2 separate regions of the Homo sapiens genome follow, and region 2 is linked to region 1. The links are chromatin contacts, found by Hi-C or POLR2A ChIA-PET in ENCODE. All regions are on one chromosome and are shown on one strand. Each heading gives the region's core, a stretch centred on a gene start or an enhancer-like site at or near the end of the contact. The rest is flanking DNA. Distances are from core to core; before and after follow the strand shown.

The links. A loop is a pair of places that touch in the nucleus more often than their neighbours do. ChIA-PET counts read pairs that join two places held with the same protein, here RNA polymerase II (POLR2A). Pooled maps may share reads with other maps.
Region 2: a loop to region 1 is called in a pooled map, with 2.3 times the contacts of the local background. The contact joins the promoter of DHH-AS1 here to the promoter of DRC2 in region 1. A Hi-C loop is called at or near these places in 1 of 50 pooled maps. POLR2A ChIA-PET finds 5 or more read pairs at or near these places in 2 of 52 experiments (Caco-2 and activated CD4-positive, alpha-beta T cell).

What each region holds. Positions count from the first base shown.
Region 1 is chr12:48,900,657-48,906,549 of GRCh38, reverse strand. It overlaps DRC2 (dynein regulatory complex subunit 2), which reads right to left and starts at 2,417. Exons shown (of 8, transcript NM_033124.5): 1 at 2,082-2,417; 2 at 1,437-1,604. The coding sequence starts at 2,213. It also overlaps the pseudogene RPL32P27. RefSeq lists silencers at 2,411-2,460, 4,938-5,138.
Region 2 is chr12:49,088,012-49,093,904 of GRCh38, reverse strand. DHH-AS1 (DHH antisense RNA 1) reads right to left here and starts at 1,811. Exons shown (of 4, transcript XR_007063295.1): 1 at 1,563-1,811; 2 at 1,000-1,075. DHH (desert hedgehog signaling molecule) reads left to right here. Exons shown (of 3, transcript NM_021044.4): 2 at 2,516-2,777; 3 at 3,421-5,893. The coding sequence ends at 4,046. RefSeq lists a cis regulatory region at 1,150-1,167, enhancers at 1,087-1,231, 5,604-5,653, 5,694-5,763 and a silencer at 2,090-2,272.

The DNA.
Region 1 (5,893 bases), core at 1,168-3,667:
CACTTTGGGAGACTGAGGCGGGCGGATCACCTGAGGTCGGGAGTTTAAGACCAGCCTAACCGACATGAAGAAACCCCATCTCTACTAAAAATACAAAATTAGTGGGCGTGGTGGCACATGCCTGTAATCCCAGCTACTCAGGAGGCTGAACTCGGGAGGCGGAGGTTGCAGTGAGCCAAGACTGCGCCATTGCACTCCAGCCTGGGCAACAGGAGTGAAACTCTGCCTCAAAAAAAAAAAAAAAAAATCCATAAGGTGTAACTGGTGGGGTATGTGGACTTCTAATGAATAATGGTTATTGCAAATTTGAGGACTCTTAATATTTATCTCTGGAAGCTGCCCAGGGTCTGCTGAGCTCTTTCCCCAGGGATTAGGCTATGAAAGAGAAATGTGTGTTTTCTAGAGGGGGAATACCATGTTGGCAATGTATATTTTGCTGTTACTGTGGGCTTTGTTTTGTTGAAAATGGAAAAGACTCTGGCTGGGTGCAGTGGCTCACGCCTGTAATCCCAGCACTTTGGGAGGCCAAGGCGGGTGGGTCACAAGGTCAGGAGATCGAGACCATCCTGGCCAACATGGTGAAACCCCCATCTCAACTAAAAATACAAAAATTAGCCAGGCATGGTGGCACATGCCTGTAGTCACAGCTACTCGGGAGGCTGAGGCAGAAGAATCACTTGAACCTGGGAGGCAGAGGTTGCACTGAGCCGAGATTGTGCCACTGCACTCCAGCCTGGCAACAGAGCAAGACTCCATGTCAAATAAATAAATAAATAAATAATGGAAAAGACTAAGGAGAAGGCAGTAAATGGAGGCAGAATATTAAAAGTAAGACAAAAGAAGGGGTACAGAAAATCCCTTAGAAGAAAAGATAGGATGGAATCAAGAACTCAAGAACCTCCCAAGAGCATAAGGATGGCTGATTGAATTGCTTAGAAATCCAGAACTGCTCTTACCCATGGAGATCTTCTCAACCTTATCCAGGGCCACTGAAGTTGAATCAAGAGGCCAAACAATTTAGTTGAATGGAGCACTGCAGTGGGAATCAATAAACACATGCTGGAGTCCTGGTTCTCTCACTGACTAGCTATGTGACCTTGGGCAAGTCAGTTCCCCTCTGGAACTGAGCCTTCTGACATTGAAATGAAGGTGTGGGACTCATTTCAAGTCACTGGGTGATGTCTACTGTGCCTTATGACTCTACTATTGGATAGTACTGGTTTTGGGCAATAGATGACAAGAAGAGTGGGTCCTCTAAGGGAGAGAGGGATGAAAGCCCAATATTCTATTTTTTATTTCTGTGAAAACCATTATTACCAATAGCCTGGCTTTCTCACAGCCTGTGTCTTGTGAGGGCTTTAAGATGGATTCACTAGGCTCATTCTATTAAGAGGTCAGGAAGCCATACTCAAGGTTTCCTTGGAAAGAGTGCCTACCTTGATGACATTGTCCTTACAGTCCACCACTCGTTCAAATGTTTGGCTGAGGATCTCAATGTCCTTATGAAGTTCTCTGGTCTTGACTTCCCGAAGGACAGTTCTCCACTGTGTGTTAATCTTATTAAGGTTCAGAGCACTGTTGTGTTCCTCCTTGGCCAGCTTGTCCTGTGTGAAGGAATAAATATACCTCCAGGAAGTCAGGGCCTTTCAGTACAACAAACAAGATCACTCTTAATTTATCAGCTGACACCTTACCCCTTTTCGATGGGAACGGCCTGATGGCATTTAGGGAGGGCAAGGGTGAATTTCCTTCAGGGTGGGAGCATCAGAGTAGGATGTTGTTTGTAATGACCTATCTCCAGGGAGAATATCAGCATTCCAGACAGCTGGAACAGCTGACAGGACCTACGGTCCCAGTTCTGGGATTCAGTAAAGATTGCCAAGCCGTATACCACGCACCCCCTCCGTGCTTCGCAGAGAACACCCCCGCCTCCCAAACAATGTTGCCTGAAATCTAAGTATATCTGGGTCTCAGGATTTCCGGAGGAGGGGAGGTCAGGATGAAAATGAGGTTTCCTCAGTGACAGGGCCAGGGCAGGGGGTGGATGGGGTTGAGCAGGACATAATGCAAAAGGCCATCACCTTCAAGAACTGGCTGAGGAGCCTCTCCTTCTTTTTGGCCATCTCCTCCTCTGCCAGCAACTTCTGCTGAAACAGAAGCAGCTGCTTCTCATCGGACAGGGGCGTCTTGGCCATTTTTTCTTTCTTAGGCATGGGGGCAGGGGATTGGATCCGGGAAAGAAGCCTCGGTCTGCCTCGGCCCGCGTTACAGAGCTTAGAAGAAAAATGTCCCTAGAAAGGGGACTTCCAGAAGTGCCCCTGGTTGTGGGCGGTTGTGGGACCGGAGATCTCAGCCCTCGAACAGGAGAGATCCCCGGCTATCAGTGAGGCTGAGCTCTCCCACTGTAAGACGCGTCTAGTCTCCTAGCAACGAGGATATCGCTAACATGGAGAGGCAACAGGCTAGAAGAGTCCCTGTCTTGGAGCGCCCCCTACCCAGTGGAGGACCGCGGTCGGTTTTTGAGAGGGTCCTTTTAACTCTCAAAAATCTGTCTCCTCAGTGCATTTTATTTATTTATTTATTTATTTATTTATTTATTTATTTATTTATTTTTGACATAGAGTCTCTCTCTGTCGCCTAGGATGGGCACGATCTCGGCTCACTGCAACCTCCGCCTCCCGGGTTCAAGCAATTCTCCTGTCTCAGCCTCCCCTCAGTGCACTTTTATAAACCGTCCTCAGAACCCTTGGGAAGCCCAAGATCGTCAAAAAGAGAACCAAGAAGTTTATCCGGCACCAGTCTGACCGATATGTCAAAATTAAGCGTAACCGGCGGAAACCCAGAGGTATTGACAACAGGGTTCGTGGAAGGTTCAAGGGTTAGATCTTGATGCCCAACATTGATTATGGGAGCAACAAGAAAACAAAGCACATGCTGCCCAGTGGCTTCCGGAAATTCCTGGTCCACACGTCAAGGAGCTGGAAGTGCTGCTGTTGTGCAACAAATCTTACTGTGCTGAGATCGCTCACAATGTTTCCTCCAAGAACCGCAAAGCCATCGTGGAAAAGAGCTGCCCAGCTGGCCGTCAGAGTCACCAACCCCAATCCCAGGCTGCGCAGCAAAGAAAATGAGTAGACAGCTCATGTGTATGTTTTCTGTTTAAATAAAACTGTAAAAACTGCAAACAACAACAACAACAAAAACCTTTTTTAAAAAGATAAGTGTTGGAGAGAATGTGGAGAAACGAGAACCCTCATATATTGGTGGTAGAAATGTAAAATGGTGTAGCCACTTTGGAAAACAGTTTGGCAATTTTTTAAAATGTTAAACATAAATTTACCATGTGACCCAATAATTTCACTCTTAGGGATCTGCCTAAGAGAAATGAAAGCATGTATACACACAAAAACTTGCACAGGAATTTTCTTATCTGTCTCACTCATAATAGCCCAGTTGGAAAAATTGGAGACAACCTAAATGTCCATTAACATGTGAATGAGTAGACAAAATATGCTATGTCCATACAATGGAATATTATTCAGAACAAACTATGGATACCAGCTACAATGTGGATGAACCTCAAAAAGAATATGCAGGCTGGGCGCTGTGCCTCACACCTGTAATCCCAGCACTTTGGGAGGCCGAGGCGGGAGGATCGTTTTAGCCCAAGAGATCGAGACTAGCTTGAGCAATGTGGCGAAACCCCTTCTCCACAAAAAATACAAAAGAAGTTAGCTGGGCGTGGTGGTGCGTACCTGTTGTCCCAGCTACCCCAGGAGGCTGAGGTGAGAAGATCACCTGAGCCCCAGAGGTCAAGCCATAGTCAAGCCACTGCACTCCAGTTGGGTGACAGAGCAGCCCTGTATCAAAAAGAAACAACAACAAAAACAAAACAAACAAACCCTTTTTTTTTTTTTAAGACTGGAGTCTCACTCTGTCACCCAGGCTGGAGTGCAGTGCGTGATCTCGGCTCACTGCAACCTCCACCGCCCGGGTTCAAGAAATTCTCCTGCCTCAGCCTCCCGAGTAGCTGGACTACAGGTGTCACCACCATGCCTGCCTAATTTTTGTATTTTTAGTAGAGACGGGGTTTCATCATCTTGGCCAGGTTGGTCTCAAACTCCTGACCTCAAATGATCCACCAACCTCGGCCTCCCAAAGTGCTGGGATTACAGGCGTGAGCCACCATGTTCGGCCAAAAAAACCCCTATGCTCAGTGAAATAAGCCAGACACAAGTGATTACATATTGTATGGTTCCATTTATATGAAATATCCGGAAAAGGCCAAGCTATAAAGACAGAAAGTAGATTACTTTCTTTTCTTCTCCCTTCCCTTCCCTTCCTTTCTTTCTCTCTTTCTCTCTCCCTCTCCCTCTCTCTCTCCTTTTTTGACTGAGTCTTTCTCTGTTGCCCAGGCTGGAGTGAGGTGGCACAGTCTCGGCTCACTGCAACCTGCACCTCCCAGGTTCAAGTGATTCTCCTGCCTCAGCTTCCCAAGTAGCTGGGATTACAGGCACCCGCTACCACACCCGGCTAATTTTTTGTATTTTTAGTAGAGATGGGGTTTCACCATGTTGGATCACCTAAGGTCGGGAGTTCGGGACCAGCCTGACCAACATGGAGAAACCCCATCGCTACTAAAAAGACAAAATTAGCTGGGCGTGGTGGCACATGCCTGTAATCCCAGCTACTCAGGAGGCTGAGGCAGGAGAATCGCTTGGACCCAGGAGGCGGAGGTTGCGGTGAGCTGAGATCGTGCCATTGCACTCCAGCCTGGGCAACAAGAGCGAAACTCCGTATTTAAAAAAAAAAAAAAAAAGCGAATTATGTGATATGCAACATGTGCCCCAATAAAGTTGTTTTAAATATGAAATATAATACATTACTCAGAACTCTCCAGAAAAACAGAACCAATAGGATGTGTGTATTTATTTATTATAAGCAATCGGTGTTATTATTGGAGGCTCAGAAGTCCCAAGATCTGCAATTAGCAACCTGGAGATTTAGGAGAACCGATGTGTAGTTCTAGACTAAAAGCCAGCCAGCTCAAGGTCCAAGAAGAGTCTGAGTTTCAGTCTGAGTCAGAAGGCCAGAAAAGACTGCCTCAGCTTAGGCAGTTAGTCAGGAGGAGCTGCTTTTACTCAGCCTTTTTGGTTTATTCATGTCTTCAATGATTGGATGAGGCTCACCCATGTTACAAGGGCAATCTGCTTTACTCAATCTACCACTAATTAATTCTCAATCCAATTCAAATATTAATCTCATCTGGAAACACCCTCACAGACAAAACCAGAATAATTTTTTTTTGTTTATTTTTCTTTAGACAGAAAACTCATTTTGTCACCCAGGCTGGAGTACAGTGATGCAATTGTAGCTCAGTGCAACCTCGAACTCCTGGACTTTAGGGATCCTCCCACCTCAGCCTTCTGAGTAGCTGGGACTACAGGTGTGCACCACCATACTCAGTGTTTTTTTTTTTTTTTAGTCATAGTCTTGCTGTTGCTGTTGTCAGCCTGGGCTGGAGTGCAATGGCATGATCTTGGCTCACTGCAACCTCCGCCTCGCAGGTTTCAGCAATTCTCCTGACTCAGCCTCCGGAGTAGCTGAGATTACAGGCATCCACCACCACGCCTAGCTAATTTTTGTATTTTTAGTAGAGACGGGGTTTCACCATGTTGGCCAGCTGGTCTCGAACTCCTGGAACTCCTAACCTCAGGTGATCCACCCACCTTGGCCTCCCAAAGTGCTGGGATTACAGGCGTGAGCCACCGTGCCCAGCCAACTATTTTTTTTTATTTTAATTTTTTTGTAGCGACTGGGTCTTGCTATGATGCCCTGGCCGGTCTTAAATTCCTGGCTTCAAGCGATCCTCCTACCTCAGCCAACCAAAGTG
Region 2 (5,893 bases), core at 562-3,061, 190 kb before region 1:
GGACCGGGGGTCAGCCACCCAGCCAGGCAGGAAGGGCTGGGGTGAGCTGGGGGCCAGGAGCTGGCTAGGTAGCAGACAGAAGCCTGGCTCCTGACCTGATTGTAGAAAAGCTCTGTGGGCCGAAAAGAAGAGACTGAAAAGGGCTGGGACAGGGGTGGCCAAGGGTCAGGTCACCAGACCATCTACCTGAGGAGGGGCTGGGCAGACATTGCTTTTGGCATGGGAAACGTGTCCTAGAACCAGGACACATCTATTCTAGGGTCTATTCTAGGGCTATCCTAGGGTCTAAACGATAATCTTGGGGTTAAAAAGTAATCCTCAGTGAGAATAACAGATGGACCCACCTGAGAATCAGAGGGCTCCTAAGTCTTCCAAGCTCTGCCTATCTCAGGGGCTTTCCTTGGAATTACATAATTAGGATAAATTCAACTACCATTTTTGAGCATTGGAACCACCTAGAGTGAGGTGGAAGAGAAGGACCACCTCTGGCGAGTGATTTATTTTTTATTTTTTGTAGAGACGGGGTCTTGCCATGTTGCCTAGGCTAGTCTTGAACTCCTGAGCTCAAGGGATCCTCCCACCTCGGCCTCCCAAAGTGCTGGATTACAGGTGTGAGCCACTTCATCCAGCCTGGCCAGTGATCTTGAATGTTAGAACTGAAAGAAAACTTGAGAGATGACATTCCTCCAACCCTCCCCACCCCCACTGCCACCCTCATTTTACATCTGAGAGCTGGACTTCCCCCAGGAGGAAAAGCAATTTAAACTCTCACAATTTAAAGTGGCATGGCTGGGACTAGAATTCAGGACTCCTGATTCTAAGCCCTATATACTTTCCATTACACCACCTAATTGTGTATGGAGTGGGGAGGTGGGGGGAGAGGGAGGGGTACGGATTTCCTCTGATTAATTGCCATAGTTTTCCAGGTTACTTTGTTAGGAAAACCTGTCCAGGGAAGAAATAATTCCTTTTGCTTCTGCCCTGAAGCCTTCCTCCTACCTAGAGATGGGAAAAGGGGCATTCCTTCTTTCCTCCTTGGCCGTGGAACATTGTGGCCCTTTCCTCTGGTTGCCACCTGCAGCAGAGTGGGCAGAACAAGGGACAGGCTCAGGAGGGGCTCCGGCAGGCCTGGGAGCCCCCTCAGTCTTACTTATCTCCCACACCCTGGCTGCAAAAGGCCTCCATTGAGTTGGCTCTGCACTGGGCTGCTGCCCCCGCAGGTCAGGGCCTCGGGGCCTCCTTAGGGGACGAAACGACAAAGTTGGAAGGAGCTACCACTTTTCCTGTTTTCCCCCCACCCAACCCCAACTCTGCGGGGTGGAGGAGACTAGAGGAGAGGGGAAAAGTGTCTTTCTGTTAGGAGAAAACCAAGTCCGAGGTGAGAGGTCGGAGGGGAAAGAAAAAAAGGAAGCTGTCCCTCTGCGCCTCCTCCCGCGGTGTCCCTGCTATGGTGCGCGCCAAGGTCTCCCGCTCCCAGGCTGGAGCGGCCAAGATAACTGTGGTCTCACTCCCCCAGGTGCAGGCTTCCAGCCGCAGCTTCTTTTCCTCTTCTCCGCTCTCACCCTGCAGGGGGCTCCCCAGATCCGCACAAGGAGACCGTTATTCTCAGGTGCTACTCCCACGCCCTTCTGGGCTGCATCTAGAGCAGAGATGGGAGAGATAGGGGCTCTCCGGACTGGCAGAGCCTTAGCTGGAACTGGGAAGACTGGACGCGCGGGGGGAGGGGACCTACCCGGACGGAGCAGGGATTGGGGGCGCGGCTTTCTGCCCTTTCCTCTCCCTGAGCCGGGGCGGCTGAAAAGCGCCTTTGTGGCCGGAGCTGCTGAGTCCGCTTCTCCCAGCGCGTTCCCGGCCTGGGCTCAGGATTCTCGCTCGGTTAAGTCATCCCGGATAATGGCCATTGTACTTCGCGCAACCCCCGCCACCCCAATCCTTTTTCCAGCAGCCTTGATCCCGCACAGCTCCTCTTGGGCACCTCTCTGGGGGGCACCCAGAGCACGAAGGGGTTAATGCTAAGGGCCCAAAGGAGGAGGAGGAAGGAAGGAAGGAAGCGATGCCCGGTGCCAGGGAAGGCAATGAAACAAAAGATGAATCAGGCGGAGGGAGGGGAGCCGGTGCCTGGGGCGGGGGCCAGGCTCAAACAGGGGCTCTCCGGGAGCAACCAGGCCCTCCCTGACCACGCTTCCATTCGCCCTCCTAACTCTGTCCTTCTCCCAGGTTGAGCCGCTGTCCCTGAACCAATAGGGGTGAGGGACGGGCATTAAAAATGGGGAAGGAGCTAGGTATGGGCACCCCCTCTCAACCTCAGAGGTGAGCCCACAGTTCTCCAACGACGTCCTGGGAACAGAGTGCAGATTGGTGACTACCATCGACTCAGATTCTCATTTCTCCAGGACACTCAAAAGCTGGGAGGGGTAAGAGTAGGGCCGGAATAACAAAGAATCAACCCTCCTATCCAGGTCCCTTTTGCCCCAAGGGTGGTGGTGGGGAGACTGACTCCTTTATTCCCCGCCAGCGTTGTAAGGAGCGGGTGAACGCTTTGGCCATTGCCGTGATGAACATGTGGCCCGGAGTGCGCCTACGAGTGACTGAGGGCTGGGACGAGGACGGCCACCACGCTCAGGATTCACTCCACTACGAAGGCCGTGCTTTGGACATCACTACGTCTGACCGCGACCGCAACAAGTATGGGTTGCTGGCGCGCCTCGCAGTGGAAGCCGGCTTCGACTGGGTCTACTACGAGTCCCGCAACCACGTCCACGTGTCGGTCAAAGCTGGTACAGTAGGAGGAGGGTGGTAAAATCCGCCCAAAGGGGGCTCCCTCCGGGAAACTGAGTCTGCAGTAGTACTGTTGCCACCCTAGGGGAGACCAAGCGGGCTTTAGTGTTGAAAACCACCCGTCCAGGCCGAGGCGGTGCCTCACGCCTCTAATCCCAGCACTTTGGGAGGCCAAGGAGGGCGGATCACTTGAGGTCAGGAGTTCGAGATCAGCCTAGCCAACATGGTGAAATCCCGTCTCTATTATAAATACGAAAATTAGTTGGGCGTGGTGGTGTATGCCTGTAATCCCGGCTACTCGTGAGGCTGAGGCACGAGAATCACTTGAACCCGGGAGGTAGAAGTTGCAGTGAGCCGAGATGGTGCCACTGCACTCCATCTACTGGGCGACAGAGCGAGATTCTATCTCAAAATACATACATACATACATACATACATACATACATACATACATACATAGAAAAGAGAAGAAAAAGGAAAAGAAAAGAAAGAAAAACCGCCCTTCCTTTTCTGCCCAGGTTGGGGCCAGTCAGATTAACGGAAAATTGTGTTGTCCATGACTGGCGATATCTGCGCTGGCCTTGAGAATCGTTCTGGAACCGCTGGTCTTGATTCAATCCTCCCTGTGGTTGTTCCCTGCAGATAACTCACTGGCGGTCCGGGCGGGCGGCTGCTTTCCGGGAAATGCAACTGTGCGCCTGTGGAGCGGCGAGCGGAAAGGGCTGCGGGAACTGCACCGCGGAGACTGGGTTTTGGCGGCCGATGCGTCAGGCCGGGTGGTGCCCACGCCGGTGCTGCTCTTCCTGGACCGGGACTTGCAGCGCCGGGCTTCATTTGTGGCTGTGGAGACCGAGTGGCCTCCACGCAAACTGTTGCTCACGCCCTGGCACCTGGTGTTTGCCGCTCGAGGGCCGGCGCCCGCGCCAGGCGACTTTGCACCGGTGTTCGCGCGCCGGCTACGCGCTGGGGACTCGGTGCTGGCGCCCGGCGGGGATGCGCTTCGGCCAGCGCGCGTGGCCCGTGTGGCGCGGGAGGAAGCCGTGGGCGTGTTCGCGCCGCTCACCGCGCACGGGACGCTGCTGGTGAACGATGTCCTGGCCTCTTGCTACGCGGTTCTGGAGAGTCACCAGTGGGCGCACCGCGCTTTTGCCCCCTTGAGACTGCTGCACGCGCTAGGGGCGCTGCTCCCCGGCGGGGCCGTCCAGCCGACTGGCATGCATTGGTACTCTCGGCTCCTCTACCGCTTAGCGGAGGAGCTACTGGGCTGAGCGTCCCAGGCATAGAAACCTCGAAGCGCCCGAGGAAACGAGGGCCTGCTGGCTGAGATATGGGGCTGTGGGCAGCAGACGATGCCGACTGGAAGGGAGGGAGAGGGAGGGGGAGGGAGAAAATGGGGCTATGCCTGGCTTAGGGGCAACCTCGTACTGAGAGGAGGTGATACCGGGTCCTAGGTAGGTAGGGCTGATGGTGCGCACTCCTTAAAGAGGACTATTTAGCCTCTCCCCCAGTGCTTCAGCCCCACCCGATAATTTTATTTTATTTCTTATTTATAAATTGTAATATAATGATTCCCTTGCCCAGCTTGCCAAGGTGAGGGGCTGGGGCATGGCATTAACACTGTCTGACACAGCCAGCCAGTCTGACATCTGACGTTTTCCTGCAAGGTGGGCTAATAAAGGGAAGGCTTTCAGGAGCTTACTGGAAAACACTTCCATTCAGAGGGTGATTCACCTCCAGAGAGGGGGATAAAGGTGGCCAACCTGAGTTAACAGCTTACTTCCGGCTCCCCCTCCTTCCTCAGCAGGGTCTTTGGGACCCTTTTCCTCCCTTCAGAAGGGGCATCCCAACCCATAAGCAACAGAGCCCACAAGAGTCGTACCCTTTTCCAGGCTGCTGTTTCCGTCTCCCATCCAGAGAGGACCAGCATTTCGCTCCTGCGGCTGAAGGGTCCAGGGTTGTCCCAGGTGGGAAAGACTGTGCACACCTCTTCTCTGTTTATAGGGGCTCCAGCAGGGGCTCAGGCCCCTATGAGTACTGATACTCAAAGCATCTAGTCCCCTATTGTTAGCCAGTAGTCCTGGTCCCCATCCTACCTTGGTGGCAGGGCCTGGATGGGGTGGATGTTTTTTCTGATATGCCACTGGGCCAACTGATGATCCATGGGAAACCTGGGTAATAATTTGCAATCGTCGCATAGTCATGGCCTGAAAAAGGAAGGGGGGCACAGTAAGAGGCTGGAATATTTCCTTACTGAAGGGCTGCTCAGAGAGAGAGAATGGATTCAGCCTGGGTGTATGTGGGGGAAGTAGATTCCCTAAACAAGGGCATATCAGCATTACAACCCGAGCTCCCCTCCTGATCGCTGGCCCTGATTGTTGTTTCTACTGGCTTGGTCTTCAGCGCCTCCTCCTCCCTCTCCCATTATCACCAGCTCTACTTCCCTAGCCTGGGTGTTTTTGGAACCTTTAGGTTCCAACGCAGTAGACACCTGGAATCCAGGCAGGCAGGTGCCCCTGAGTTAGGAATGGAAGCTCTGGAGGAAGCTGGGCTGCTCCAGAAGGGAAGTGTCTTGGGTGGAGGTGAGGCGGGGAGGAGGAAATAGTCGGGGGTTGTTGGTACCACCCGGAGCTCGCCCTTGCCAGTAGCCGCTGTGCGCTCCCATCGCACAGGGTCCCTGCTATACACCGCCCTCTGGTGGCCTTCAAGAGAATTCTAGGCCTATGCATATGGTTCTCTGAAACGGAAGGCAAGCGGTCTCAGACATGGAAGGGTGTACTGGACCTGCGCAAAGGAGCCCGCTCCCAGGAGGGAGAGATGATGGGTGGGCCTTGTTAAGCTGCCAGCGCTGAGTCACACATATCAGGAGCTGTCAAGGAGTCCACCTGCTTCTCCTTGGGCAAGTCGTTCCAAACCATGGCACTTTTACATCACTCCTGCCTAGTTTAGCTCTGTGGTTCCTGGAAGCTGCAGATGCCCTACTAGTATACCTGTAGTAGCCCAGACTTCCTTATGTATCAAAGTTGCCGCCTCATGTCCCTCACCCTCATGACCCTTGAGTTCAATTGTCAAGGAGGTGAAAGCATAATAGGGTTCCAGGTAGTGCTTGATAAAGGCA